Regions from separate parts of the Homo sapiens genome. Here all the other regions are linked to region 1. A link is a contact called in ENCODE Hi-C or POLR2A ChIA-PET data. All regions are on one chromosome and are shown on one strand. The core of a region is the stretch at or near the end of the contact, and the rest is flanking DNA. Distances in the headings are between cores, read along the strand shown. Region 1 holds the start of EVI2A (ecotropic viral integration site 2A). Region 2 overlaps SSH2 (slingshot protein phosphatase 2). Region 3 holds the start of C17orf75 (chromosome 17 open reading frame 75).

Region 1 (4,847 bases), core at 591-3,090:
CCTGGACCTACTAAATATGGATCTATGTAGTGGGGCCTGGAAATTTTTATCTTTTTTTTTTTTCCCTTAACTCAGGCTGGACTGCAGTGGCACGGTCACAGCTCACTGTAGCCTTGACCTCCCCAGGCTCAGGTGATCCTCCCACCTCAGCCTCCTGAGTAGCTGGGACTACAGATAAGCGCCACCATGCCCGGCTAGTTTTTTGTTTTTGTTTTTTTGTATTTTTTGTAGAGACAGGATTTTGCCATGCTGCCCAGGCTGGTCTCGAATTTCTGTGGCTCAAGTAATCCTCCCGCCTCAGCCTCCCAAAGTGCTGAGATTACAGGTGTGAGCCACCATGTCCTGCTTTTATAATTTTTAAACAATCTTCTCATCTGATGTTTATGTACACAAACATTTCTGAATCATTGTTGTATGTATTAGGGAACTGTTCAACCGGTTTTATTTTCCCTTAAAGAAAGGGTGGTATGACCAAAGACAGTGATGTATACAAGATATAAGAAGGATTCAGGGCTACCGAAAAGGCACTGTAGAGTCTAGGTATGACCTGATAAGGATCTAAAATAGTACTGTTGACAGTAAAAACAGGGAAAAAGAAACTGATCCAACAATATGAAGGAAGGACCAACATGATTCAAAGTCTGATCAGGACTGAGAGGACTTAAATTAAAATGATGTGTTGTATACTAAGCCTCTGATATTAGAATGTTGCTATCATGAACAGAAACAAGAAGACTGTCACAGGCAGCCTCCTTTAAAGAAAAAATAAAGTTCTTTTTATTTCATTAATTTAATTAATTTTTAAGAGATGGAGTCTTGCTATGTTACCCAGGCTGGATTTGAACTCCTGGGCTCCACCAGTGATCCTCCTACCTCAACCTACCTAGTAGCTGGGATTACAGATATGTGCTGCCATATCCAGTTCTTTTTTTTTTTTTTTTTTTTTTTTTTTTTTTTTTTGAGACAGAGTCTTACTCTGTCTTCCTGGCTGGAGTGCAGTGGCATGATCTTAGCTCATGCAGCCAAGATCTCATGATCTCTGCAGCCTCCACGTCCCGGGTTCAAGCTATTCTCCTGTCTCAGCCTCCCAAGTAGGTGGGACTACAGGTGCATGCTACCCTGCCTGGTTAATTTTTATATTTTTAGTAGAGACAGGTTTTCTCTATGTTGGCCAGGCTGGTCTTGAACTCCTGGCCTCAAGTGATCTGCCTGCGTCAACCCTCCCAACGTGCTGGGATTACAGGTGTGAGCCACCGTGTTCAGCCCATACCTAGTTCTTAAAGTCTGTTTCAGTCATGTTAAACTTGAGGTGATGACAGGATGTTTGACAGTTGTGTGTGTGTGTGTGTGTGTGTGTGTGTGTGTGTATACACACACTACACCACACGAAAGCATTTTCTGTCCCATATAATCTAAGTTTACTAGATATTTTCTCAAATAATTGCTGCAGTTCCACAATTGTTACATTATCTGATCAGTATCCCATGGACTCCAAACTCACATTTTCAAATCAGTCTGTAGATTTCAAATAAGTCTTTTAGAGAAGATTTGAAATGGAAGATACCATTTCAAAACCTCTTTTGAATGACACTAAAGCATGTAGCAGGCCTATAGAATGAGCATACTGTCAAAAGGCATTAAGTGGAAAACCCTCCCTGCTCTGGAGGCGGGGATTGGTTCTACAAAGCCTCCTGTCATGCCAGTGGCCAACTAGAGAAGTTGGAGCTTTTTCGTTGTTTTTTTTTTTTTCCCTCCTGTGACATGTGCTTTAGTTGCAGTGGAAAGGAAATGTGTCATCTGTGGTTTGGTTTTAAAAGTGGAAAACTAGCTGCACATATCCTTTTTTACTGCAGATTTACTTTAAGGCTCATATTCTCCAAGTCTATTCTGCTTTAAAAAGAAGACAAGAAAAGAAGTGGTTTATCAAAATCACGTTATAATCAGATTTTGACCAAGCATTTTGTAAGGTAGGTCATATATATACGGCTTTTCTTATGCCTTTTCACTTCTAACGTCTGACAGATTAGTGTTCGAGGAAATGCTATCAAAGTGTGTAAGAATCTCACTAACAAACTAGAATTGTGACTGAAAATGTATACTTTTTTTTTCTGTCCTGTTACATAAATTTTAAGTTAGAAATGAAAAAATTTGCCATCGCCATGGAGTTTTAAATTAGGATTACGAAGGATCTAAGTTTGGTTTCCTCAAGTAAACTGGAAATGTTTTGTTATTTTTCAAAAGTTAAAAAATAAATTTCTCATTACTAATGCTTGGACATTACAAATTCTACTGAAAATAAATTCTACTGAAAATGATCAGATATAAGAAAACTTCTGATAACACAACCTGGCCTCCAAGGCATAAACTGGAGTAAAAACAGTCCTCAATTCTCAGGCATTTGTAAGGGCAAGAGAAAGTCTCATTTTGTCATACAGTTTGTTTATTTGGGCACTGCAGTACATCTGGCTGAAGACAATCAACAGCAGGCCTATTATCTGTTCCGTGGTAAGCACTGTTAAAATGTGTACCAATACTATGATGTATACTACACTGTTAATGAACTAATGTGAAAAGAATAATCTACTTTAAATCATTCTAGCATCTAATACAGAAGTCCAGTCTAGTATAAAAAGATGGAAATTACTTGCTAATCCAATTTCAAGTATTTCTTTTTGTGGAAGAATCATGAAATATCCAAAGATTTATGTCACTAAACTTAAAAATTAAAGCTGAACACTATTATACAAAAGCCAGTGACTTGGGCCTTTAATTGTCTACTAAAGGTCATAATCTAAAAAGTAATCTTAATCCTGGAATATTTAATAGTTTTTCCTCCCTACTATTAATATGAAATATAGTCTCCAGTTAGCATTGTTTATTACATGCTACTTTTGTTTGCATAACTCAACGTATCACATTTCTTATTTTCAATTTCTGTATTTTAATAGTATACAAATGTCAGCCAATGACATATAACAACCATTTCTTATAAAACCTTGATGTTCAAAAGCCTGACTAGCAGTGGCATCCATGTTGCTTAGGAGTTGGTTTGGAAACAAAGACTTTCAGGCCCTACCTATACTAGCTAGGTAAGAATCTGCCTTTTTTTTTTTTTTTTAAATAAAAGGACTCCTAAGTACATTTGAGAAGAATTTCTATAGCATACGTAGGGTTCTTAACCAGGCAATTTCATTTAGTAAATCTCAGGAGAACAATATAGTTTTGCTTTTAGTTCATTCAAATAAATGCTAACAATAAAATACTCCTTTCAAAAGTAGCTCAAGACAAACTGGTATATTATTATAAGATACCTTAATAATGATTATAAATCTTTCCTGCTGGGTTAGCAGTACATGGAACTGTTAAATTCTAAGATATGCCATTTCTATTTAAATCAATCATTTGGTAGATTTAAAAAATGTATAATATAACTTGTCTCCTTTTTGTACTAGTTTCCAGCAAGCTCAGGGCCAAAGCGGAAATTCAACATTTTCAATTATCTGTTGAGATGCTTATAACCTGCCACTTCATCCCAAATCATCAAGATCCTGATGCTCTATTTCTATTTTATTACACATTTTTTTTTACAATTATGTCAAAATCAGAAAAAATGCTAGGTATAAATGATGCTTTAAAAGAAAACCCAGCAACTTTTGTTGAACTTTTAAGTCTACTCAGAGGAAATTTGCTGTTTTTTTTTTTTTTTCTTCAGATTTTTAGGTTGAGAAAACTGGTATGCCTTTGCCTTCAGAAAGACACAGTCAGTCCAGGGAAATATAAATGAAAAGAGACAACCACCACAGTAAAATTGCGTTCACAAATACACTTACAAATGTATTTCTAAGTACCAGCTTTATTCTAAGCTTCAAGATGAACACCCAAGAAAAAAAAAGAACACCTTGAATTTCTATTTGAAGTTCAGTTTCTTTTGGTTGCTACCAAACTTCCCCTCTTTCCACCAAAAAAATTTGCATTTATTTCATACATGAAGCAAGAAGCTCAAGGCCACATTTCTTCTGTAAAGATTGGTGACAGGTTAGAGGGTGGGTAGTTTCTGTAAGAATGATCCTTAATTTTTTTTTTTTTTTAAAGAAGGAATCAGAAAAGTAAAAGCAGAACTAACTGACTCAAAGCAGAAGTCTAGCACGCTTCAAAGGAAGAAAACTATATAAAGCCATGATAGTCCACTTAAAATGATTAATATTTATTTGTAATGCTAACTTCTAGCATCTAAAAGTGTTAATAGAAATTAAAATGCTTCTTCATACATAGCTGAATAGAAAAGAAATTTAGTTGAGAAGGAATTCAGGGTAGCGAATATTAGGCATAAGCTTGTAGTTTACTTGTAACATCTCAACACTATCTTTTAACTACAATTACCAAAACTAGGATCCATTATTCTTTCACAAACTAACAAATTATATTGCTATCCCAACAGATTGCCAAGCATGCCCACGGACATGGAACACACAGGACATTACCTACATCTTGCCTTTCTGATGACAACAGTTTTTTCTTTGTCTCCTGGAACAAAAGCAAACTATACCCGTCTGTGGGCTAACAGTACTTCTTCCTGGGATTCAGTTATTCAAAACAAGACAGGCAGAAACCAAAATGAAAACATTAACACAAACCCTATAACTCCTGAAGTAGATTATAAAGGTAATTCTACAAACATGCCTGAAACATCTCACATCGTAGCTTTAACTTCTAAATCTGAACAGGAGCTTTATATACCTTCTGTCGTCAGCAACAGTCCTTCAACAGTACAGAGCATTGAAAACACAAGCAAAAGTCATGGTGAAATTTTCAAAAAGGATGTCTGTGCGGAAAACAACAACAACATG
Region 2 (4,847 bases), core at 893-3,392, 1.6 Mb after region 1:
TGAATGAAAATCTGTGATGTATTCTTGAAAAGTTTTCAAACCAAACTGAGTTTCAGAATCAACTAGAACACCTTCAGAAAAAATTAACGGCCAGGCACGGTGGTTCACACCTGTAATCCTAGCACTTTGGGAGGCCGAGGTGGGTGGATTGCCTGAACTCAAGAGTTTGAGACCAGCCTGGGCAACATGGTGAAACCTTGTCTCTACTAAAATACCAAAAATTAGCTGGGCATGGTGGCATGCGCCTGTAATCCCAGCTACTCGGGAGGCAGAGGCAGGAGAATTGCTAGAACCCGTGAGGTGGAGGTTGCAGTGAGCTGAGAATGCACCACTGCACTCCAGCCTGGGCAATGAGCGAGACTCTGTCTCTTTGAAAAAAAAAAAAAAAAAAAAAAAGATTTGGTAATCTGGGTCCTTAGAATAGGGTTTTGTTTTTTTTTTTTTTTTTTGAGACAGAGTTTTGCTCTTGTTGCCCAGGCTGGAGTGCAATGGCACAATCTTGGCTCACTGTAACCTCCGCCTCCCGGGTTCAAGTGATTCCCCTGCCTCAGCCTCCCAGGTAGCTGGGATTACAGGCATGTGCCACCACGCCCGGCTAATTTTGTATTTTTAGTAGAGATGGGGTTTCACCATGTTGGTCAGGCTGGTCTTGAACTCCCGACCTCAGGCCATCCACCCACCTCGGCCTCCCGAAGTGCTGGGATTACAGGTGTGAGCCACCCTGCCCGGCTAGAATAGGTTCTGACATCCACATTTTAAAACCTCAGTTAGATTATATGAGTACAGAAAGAATAGGCACCTTCCTCTGTTTTGCATGTATTACACCTTTGAGTTAAAATCTGTATCTAGTTGATTAAATTATAATTTGGTCTGTTGTAGCTTTTGCTGTCACCAACAGGAAAATGTGGGTCCTGTGAACTATGTGGAATTAACTGACTGAGAATTCAGGAAGAGGAGCTTATATAGGACCTAAGAGAGGCTACTGTGCCTGAACAAGAGATTTCCCACATCTTTTGTAGTCAGTTTGCCCAGAAGGTAGATGTATGGGAGTATCCCATACAATACACCCAACTTCTCAGAAAAGGGAAGTTCAAGACAGAACACCAGATAGAACTTTGCAAGTAAATTTTTCAAGTGGAAGAAGTTCCCCCTAGCATGAGGCCTGATTAAAGGCTGCAAACAAGAACAAATAAGGCCTTTCCTGTGGTTTGTATGACAAATGTGGGCTTTCTCACCTGCCAGAAGAGCTGCCCTACCCCCCACCCCAGAATCACTTTGGTCCTTTATAAAAATTGAAAACACAGAATAATATCATTAAAGAAAATTTTCAAAAAGAGAAAAAATTACCCACAATGTTAAGTTCCTTACTTAGGGCCATTTCCATTCCTGCCATGTTACCTTCCCGTTCTTCACATGTACCAGAGAAGAGGTTTTGTAATATCTTCCATACTTTCTTATCTTCCAAAGTGTTCTTGAGTCTTCAGCTTCCCTATTGCCATTTTCAGATCACATTCATTAAGCACTGTGTATATAGCGTTACACTGGGCACTATATAAAGCAGTGTGAATGGCAATTTCCCTTCATTGCCTTACATGCAAGAGCAAACAATATAGGCCTAGGAGTATTCATTTAACTAAACAGAAATAAAGTTAAACATATATCAAAGCAAGGCAGTAGAGCAGATGAACAACTGTATTGTCTTTGCTTTTACATGAGTTTTCTGTACATGATAAGCTTTTTTTTATTTGGAATTGGAAAATGAAGGGAGGTTTGGGGCCATTTGCATCTCACCCAGATTTTTATACAGTATATTGTACCATATCTCATCTCCCACAGAGATGGGATATCTTGCCCACAGAGATGGGATATCTTGCATAGAGCTAAGTAGTGCTACTGACAGAGAACCTCAGTCACTTAAGTGGAGACATATGGGCAGCTTAAGGTCTCCTTATTTGAGTAGTAGACATTGCCGATGGCAAAGCATTTTGGGAAGAGGGGTAGCTCATAAATGAGGAACTTAATCTAAGAAATTATTTGTTCTTCAGCCCTGTGGCTTCGGATTGTTGGTTTCTTCACGGTTCACTTTCTCTCAGGCTCCACCCCTCTCTCACTGCAGAGAACTTGTTGACAGCAGCTCTACTTTTTCCAGTCTTGCACAAAGGCAGATGTCTGAAAATTTAGCTTACGCAAACCATCTGTGTGCTTGACTCTGTTCCCACGGTGTGTTTTCCTGTACTGCCCCTCCCCACTTTTCGGTCCTTTTTAAAAACTGAAAACACAGTATAATAACATAATTTAAGAAAATTTTCAAAAAGAAAAAAATCACCCACAATATTACTATCCTTATTGATAGCTGTTTTCATTCCTGCCATGTTATCTTCCCGTGCATAGCTTTTTGCGTAATTGTGTCCTTTGTCTTAAGCAGAAGTTCAGATACTTTGTCATTTAGCCACTTCCCTGTTTTTCTCCTGGCATTATCTTTTGGTTTTTGGTCTTGAGTTACTCAAAGGACATTGCAGCTTATCAGTACTCCATCGATGAGTCCTTATTTTTATTTTCCTTTCTGACTTTTGAAACCCAAGTACTCTAGAGTATGGCTGAGATCCAACTTTTTAAAAGTAAGACATATAACATGTGTGAAGGATTTTTTTAATATTTAGAAACTGCTGTTGTAAATTACACTGACTTTTTTTTTTTTTTTTTTGAGATAATGTCCCGTTCTATTGCCCAGGCTGGAGTGCAGTGGCGCGATCTCGGCTCACTACAACCTCCACCTCCCGGGTTCAAGCAGTTCTCTGCCTCAGCCTCCCGAGTAGCTGGGATTACAGGTGCCGGCCACCATGCCCAGCTAATGTTTGTATTTTTAGTAGAGATGGGGTTTCACCATCTTGACTAGGCTGGTCTTGAACTCCTGACCTCGTGATCCACCCTCCTCAGCCTCCCAAAGTGCTGGGATTACAGGCGTGAGCCACTGCATCCGGCCTTACAAATTACATTGACTTTCAAGAAACATTACCCTGCCCACCCAAGGACAGTCTCATTTAGAAAAAAGACATGTCTATACTTTTCTGCCCTTTGTTGAGTTGCAAGCCTCATTTCTTCTAATACCTGACTAATCTTGTTAGTAATAGTGTTTCACTTGTAACTGGTCGTCTCCCTTTTCAGAGCTGTTATGTCTCACCCTTTGTCTTCTTAATGGTGAATAAGGACACATCCATGCCTCCTCATCATTTTCCCTTTCTTGTTTGACAAAAAGAACAAAATGGACCATGTTTCCTTGTTTTGGTAGAAAGTTTGTTATTGAATATCTTCAGCCACCTTCCTTTCAGAAACCGTAATCCCCAATACTTAGACATTTGAAGGGTTGGACCTGTGGTGTCTAGGGTCCCCTGATGACTTAGGAAGTCTGCAGGATTTACATACAGCTTTTCTAGCTGTCTTACTGTGTGAGAAAACAAAAGACCCTCAGAATTCTAGCTTTCCTTCCAATCATTGCAGAGAAATTTTGCCTTTAGTAGTAAAGCCGGTGGTTAAAAGTTTTTCCTTTTTCCCTTGTTTTCCTGGGTCCTGAGTTGCCACTGGGGTAGATTATAGGACCTAGCTCGACCAAAACCTAAAAGCAATCCAGGGAACAAGTGTAGGATTATACTGCAATGTCCGTTCTATGCTGGAGCAAATATATAATGAATCTTAACTTCTTTTCTCTGATACATTTAAAACACATATGAAAGTTAAATTTACTCTTGGATCATTTTGATTAGGTTATTTTCCTCTTTTTCTAAACCCTAACTAAAATGTTTGGAATTATTGTTATTTCACATCCCACTCTAGAGTACTGCAAAATACTACTGTGTGATCTCTTTGTCCCCAGCTCCCCAAGAGCTGTGGATCATTGCGTCTTCATAAATTTACTTTAAAATGTGCATTTAGTGAATTTGAACTGTTAAACATTGGATTGGACATCAAGAAAGCTTAATAAATTAAATTTGCAAGAAACCAGTAGAGTGAATTTTTCATCTGTAATGGTGTTACAATTCTGTAGTGATTCTGTAAGGGGAAAAGACTAGGAAACAGAGAACACTGGATGGGTGAAAAATTGTGAGGTAATTAAGGACAGTGACTTCTACTTGCTTTCTCTTTTCCCTTTTCTTTGACAGGTCCTTAAATTGTCATTTGGACTTTGCCTTTTGCTATTTTTTTCTCTTCCTCCTCCTGTTCCTCCTCCTCCATCATCGTTAATTTTTTTTTTTTAACAAAAGTTAACTGCTTTTGCAAGTGTCAGAACCTAACACTGGCAGCAGTGCCCCTCCTAGATTTCATTTGTGCATTAGTGCATGGCCCAAGGGATCTGTAATATGCATTTAAACAGTTACGAAAAGAAGAATTTGTCCAGGGACTTTAAAAAGTCAGGCAGTCCAGCGATAGTAGAGAAAACCAGGCAGTAGATTTAAAAGAGATTCAACATACTTTACCATGCCTTTCTCTGTTCCCCGTGGTTTAATATTTGGGAATTAGTAACTTTGAGGAACTTTTAAGAGGTCCTACTGGCAATATATTTTTTATGTTCAGCCTAGTAAGGTAGAAAACAACTATAGAAGAGATGGTTTGGTAAGGAAAATTGAGAAACTGTTGTTTTGCAGATGGAGTTCAGTTTTTGTGGCCAATTAATTTTGAGAGTTACTGGTAAGGTTGAAATAAAGTAGCACTGAACTGACTCAATTTTTTAAATAACAAAAAAATTCCTTGGTGTTCTAGTATTTGAGAATTCACTTTTAGAACCCTATTGGTACATTGGTGGATAACACTACAATGGGACTGTGGTGTCCTTGTTGTACAGAACAGGCAAA
Region 3 (4,847 bases), core at 1,130-3,629, 1.0 Mb before region 1:
TCTGCCTCCCAGGTTCATGCCATTCTCCTGCCTCAGCCTCCCAACTAGCTGGGACTACAGGTGCCCACCACCTCACTGGGCTAATTTTTTGTATTTTTAGTAGAGATGGGGTTTCACCGTATTAGCCAGGATGGTCTCGATCTCCTGACCTTGTGATCCGCCTGCCTCGGCCTCCCAAAGTGCTGGGATTACAGGCGTGAGCCACCACACCCAGCCACTGTATTAGTTTCTTATGGCTGCTATAACACGTACCACCTGGGCATGGTGGCTCACACCTGTAATGTCAGCACTTCGGGAGGATGGGGCAGAAGGATCACTTGAGCCCAGGAGTTCAAGACCAGCCTGAGCAACAAAGTGATACACTGTCTCTATAAAAAATAAAAATACAGCTGTTTCCTGAGTGAGATTTGGCTTTCAGTCTGGGCAAATGAAGACCATTTTGCGGTTAAATGGGCTCTTTTTTCTCAATTCCTTGATATGGACCTGTGCTGGGGACTGGTCGGCTATTCAAGTACAATGCACCCAGTTTTGGTTCTGTGCCAGGATTAAACCCACGATATTTCACAATTTGTATATGAACCCCGATGAAGTGTTTCTAGGAGATGGCTGCCTTGTAACCTAGTTTTGCCAAATATCTACTATGAGTTTTTCTACCATCCTCATGACTGTGGTAACTCAACCTCTCCAGGAAGTTCTTCTGCTTAAAACTAAAATCAAGTATATCTCAAGAGACTACTGCCGATCTGAAATGCCTCTGTCATGTGTTGTCCGCAATCAGAATCCTCTTTTAAATGTAGTTGAAATGAGAGATAAGGAAACTGACAATGTTACTGAATGGGAGATAGAGGTGAGGATACCCATTGCGAATGAAGACATGGCAGTAACTTCTGCAATACAATCTTTTAAGAATCTGACTGCTATACTCACTTGTTCATCAAATGAGTACCTTTATTGCAAGAGAAGAAACTGTGCTATCCACTTTGATATGGAGAGGCAATTTGGAATCTCTGCCATAATTGCTTAGGACTGAGGATTTAATGTGCTATTTTGTGAAAATCTGAGAAGCAGGAAGGGGATTTAACGATCTCAACTGTTATCCATCTGAAAAACCTAACTTGTAATTTTAAATGAAATGGCAGGTTGCCTTCCACTATTCCTTTTTAAAAATAGGAACTGCCCCTGCTTTTAACTTTATGAAGTTTTATTTATGAATAAAGTTTGCACTACTAAAAATAAAAAAAAAAAACACAAAACACACGCATGCACACACACACGGTGGCTTAAAACAATGGAAATGTATTATTTCACAGTTCTGGAGGCTGGAAGTTGACATGGAGGTGCTGGTGGGGACATACTCTCTTGAAGCCTCTAGGGGAGAATCTGTTCCATGTCCTCTCCTAGCTTCTGGTGATGACCATCAATCCTTGACATTCCTTGGTTTGTAGATACATCACTCCAGTCTGCCTCCTCCTTCACGTGGCGCTATGGTTTGAGTGTTTGTCCACTCCCAAATTCATGTTGAAATGTAATTGCCATTGTAAGACTATTAAGAAGTGGGGCCTTTAAGAGCTAATTATAAATTGCCCAGTCTTTGGTATCCTTTTATAGCATCATAAAATGGACTGAGACAGAAAACTGGTACCAGAGAATGGGGTGTTGCAGAAACAAACACCTGAAAATGTGAATTGGTGTTAGAACTGGGTAATGGGCAGAGACTGGAAGGGTAGCTGGCATTACAGGCGTGAACCACCACACGTGGCTAATTTTTTTGTACTTTTAGTAGAGACACAGTTTCACCATGTTGCCCAGGCTGGTCTTGAACTTCTGACCTCAAGTGATCCGCCTGCGTCGGTCTCCCAAAGCACTGGAATTACAGGCGTGAGCCACCGTGCCCGGCCTTTTAGTTTTTACGTAGTCATTTTTTTAAACGTTTTCCTGTATGACTTCTAAGTGTTTTGTTATGTTTGGAAAGACCCTCTTCAAGAATTAACAAAATTATCCCATATTTTCACTTTAACAAAATTCATTTTAAATTCTTAACTTTTTGATCAAACGGGTGTCTGTGCGTGCTGGCACGCGCGCAAGGAGGCAGACGAGTAGCCTTATTCTTTTCCATGTGGCTAGGTAGTTGTGCCACCTTTATCACATAGAAAGTTTCCCAGATGTCTCAAAGGAAAATAAGTTCAAAATAAATGGTAAAAGCTTGTCAGTAAAGGCGAACTCAGTACGCCTGTCAGCCCCTGTGGGGAGAAGAGACTCCCTTTCCAGGCCAGTCCTTGCCTGCGAACCCGGGGAAACCAGCGGAACGCAGGTGTGCGAGGGCCGGGAGCCGGACGAGCCCTGATACCGACGGCTGCACGGGAGCAGGGGAGCGGTTTGGCGGAGACACAGGGCCGCTCAGAGGCCGCCGCAATGCTCCCCTCTTTGCAGGAGTCGATGGATGGAGATGAAAAGGAACTAGAGAGCAGCGAAGAGGGAGGCTCAGCCGAGGAGCGGAGACTCGAGCCGCCGTCCAGCAGCCACTACTGTCTTTACAGCTATCGCGGAAGCAGGTGCTGGCGCCCAGCTCGGCCTGCCAGCCCGCCCGCCCCTGCGGCCCCGCCCCCGGCCCGCCGCCCGGCCTTGCACCCCACCCCCGGCCCAGCGGCCCGGCCGCTCCTAAAAGCCATCTTCTCCTCTCCCAGCCAAGGTCTCTGGCCTGAAGGGCGCTCCTCGCCTCCCGCTGCTCTTCCTGGCCCCCGTCGTGGACTTGTATGCCTGGCCCAACCATGCCTGTGCCCTTCATCTGCCCCTATATCATCCCAGCCTCTTACTCTCGCGGCTGCCCTTTGTTTAGCGCAGTGCCCCGCATGCTCAATAATTTCAGTTCCCGTCCCCTCTCCTTTCTGTCATTATCTCCCCACTTCTCCCATTTCTGTCACACACACCCCCATCCCCACCCTCTGGTTTTCCTCTGTTCTTGATTCCTCTTTTTCCTCCTTCTGACTTTCCTGGAACCTTCTTGGCCTTGTCAAGTTTGGTTTTTAAAGGAGTTTCCTTGAACCTTCTGGGTATTTAGCCTTTCCTCCACCCGTTAAGTGGCCTGGAGAGAGAAGGGGCTCTTGTCAGCACTGCTGTATGGGTTTTCCTTGTCATGAGGATAGGCAGTGCACTTCCACCTTGCAGCATTTTTAGTTGACTCCTTGCCTTACCCTGCTTGCCAGGCCCCCATACTCCTCTTGGTTTAGAGCCCATAATTGATAGCACTATTGGTTTTGTGGCTTGTAGATTGGCACAGCAACGAGGGGACAGTGAGGACGGAAGCCCAAGTGGCACAAATGCAGAAACTCCCTCTGGTGATGATTTCAGGTAAAAAGAGCTTCAGCATAATTCATGCATGTGCTTTCATCTTCCCTGCATCTCTGGCCTGTACATGTCAGTGGATACTCTATTTCCACTGAGCTTTCCCTGAGTCAAACCGTCAATTCCTCCTATCCCCTAGGAACCTCATCCTGATTTCCTCATTGGCTGGTTCATTCAAGGCTGGGGCAAACAAATCCACATACTGATAGTGTGCTTGGTGATTAGCCAAAAAGAAATCCTTTTTTTTTCTTTTTCCTTTTAAATTGAGACAGGGTCTTGCTCTGCTGCCCAGGCTGGAGTGCAGTGGCATGACTTTGGCTCGCTGCAGCGTCAACCTCCCCGGCCTCAGGTGATCCTCTCACCTCAGCCTCCCCAGTAGCTGGGACTACTGACCACCACGCCTGGCTAATTTTTGTATTTCTGGTAGAGATGGGGTTTCACCATGTTGCCCAGGCTGGTCTTGAACTCCTGGACTCAAGTGATCCGCCCACTTCTGCCTCGCAAAGTGTTGGGATTACAGGCATGAGCCACCTTGCCCAGCCCTGAAAAATTTTTTTTTTTTTTTGAGACAGAGTCTCCCTCTGTTGCCCAGTCTGGAGTGCAGTGGTGCGATCTCAGCTCACTGCAAGCTCTGCCTCCCGGGTTCACGCCATTCTCCTGCCTCAGCCTCCCGAGTAGCTAGGACTACAGGCACCCACCACCACGCCCGGCTAATTTTTTTGTATTTTTTTTTAGTAGAGACGGGGTTTCACTGTGTTAGCCAGGATGATCTCTATCTCTTGACCTTGTGGTCCACCTGCCTCGGCCTCCCAAAGTGCTGAGATTACAGGCGTGAGCCACTGCTCCCGGCCCCAGCCCTGAAATTTTTAAATCATCAATTATACCTCAATAAAGTTGAAAGATAAAAAAGATAAGAATGTGTGCAGGGGTGTGATTATAATGACTGACCATGGAATTAAGGCAGAATAAGGAGGGAAGTGAGATGAGAAACTTGAGAGACTGAAAAAGAGGTAGGGTCAGTGGATTGGGGGTTCCAGTGGAGTCACAGTACTGGAGAGAATGAGCTGGAAAGATAGGAATATTTTAAGCTATTTGATGAGGTAGATCATACTTAGTGACATACATTCCTAGAAGCCTCACCAATAGGGGTCATAAGGACAGCTTTCCCCAGTCCTTAAAAGAGCCCCTGGCGTTGGTACCATTCTGTCTGACTTAATGGGTGTGAATACCCTAGTCCACTGGTAAAGAATGTGTGTCTTTCATTTGTCAAGCCTCTCCTTGGCAGATACTAATCTACCATCCGAAGTGGAGCCAGAGCTGCGCAGTTTCATTGCTAAGCGTCTTTCAAGAGGTGCAGTCTTTGAAGGGCTGGGTAATGTTGCATCTGTGGAGCTAAAGTAAGTGCAAAATGTGCTGTGTCCTGAGTTTTTATTTCTGAACTAAATATGAGAAGTGATGAGAAACTCCAAAAGATCAGCTCCTACTAGACCTGCAGAATTTGTCTT

The links. A loop is a pair of places that touch in the nucleus more often than their neighbours do. ChIA-PET counts read pairs that join two places held with the same protein, here RNA polymerase II (POLR2A). Pooled maps may share reads with other maps.
Region 2: a loop to region 1 is called in a map with no recorded cell type, with 5 times the contacts of the local background. The contact joins the enhancer-like site here to the promoter of EVI2A in region 1. A Hi-C loop is called at or near these places in 1 of 37 single-sample maps with no recorded cell type and 2 of 50 pooled maps. POLR2A ChIA-PET finds 5 or more read pairs at or near these places in 1 of 52 experiments (activated B cell).
Region 3: a pooled map shows a loop between it and region 1 (4-fold over the local background). The contact joins the promoter of C17orf75 here to the promoter of EVI2A in region 1. A Hi-C loop is called at or near these places in 2 of 37 single-sample maps with no recorded cell type and 6 of 50 pooled maps. POLR2A ChIA-PET finds 5 or more read pairs at or near these places in 2 of 52 experiments (CD4-positive, alpha-beta T cell and GM12878).

Annotation. Positions count from the first base shown.
Region 1 is chr17:31,318,615-31,323,461 of GRCh38, reverse strand. It overlaps EVI2A (ecotropic viral integration site 2A), which reads left to right and starts at 1,840. Exons shown (of 2, transcript NM_014210.4): 1 at 1,840-1,967; 2 at 4,439-4,847. The coding sequence starts at 4,449. All of the region lies in intron 36 of NF1 (neurofibromin 1), which reads right to left. RefSeq lists an enhancer at 4,692-4,751.
Region 2 is chr17:29,720,131-29,724,977 of GRCh38, reverse strand. All of the region lies in intron 3 of SSH2 (slingshot protein phosphatase 2), which reads left to right. Among named protein-coding and RNA genes, the nearest start is that of SSH2-AS1, 83 kb to the right of the region's middle. RefSeq lists a silencer at 1,202-1,301. Within about 2 kb of position 2,142, at least 21 of the 41 ENCODE cell types and tissues checked have a DNase peak (open chromatin) inside an H3K27ac peak, as active enhancers do.
Region 3 is chr17:32,339,705-32,344,551 of GRCh38, reverse strand. C17orf75 (chromosome 17 open reading frame 75) reads left to right here and starts at 2,379. Exons shown (of 10, transcript NM_022344.4): 1 at 2,379-2,552; 2 at 3,268-3,348; 3 at 4,614-4,739. The coding sequence starts at 2,413. It also overlaps the pseudogene OOSP1P2. RefSeq lists silencers at 2,593-2,672, 3,167-3,349 and an enhancer at 1,812-2,698.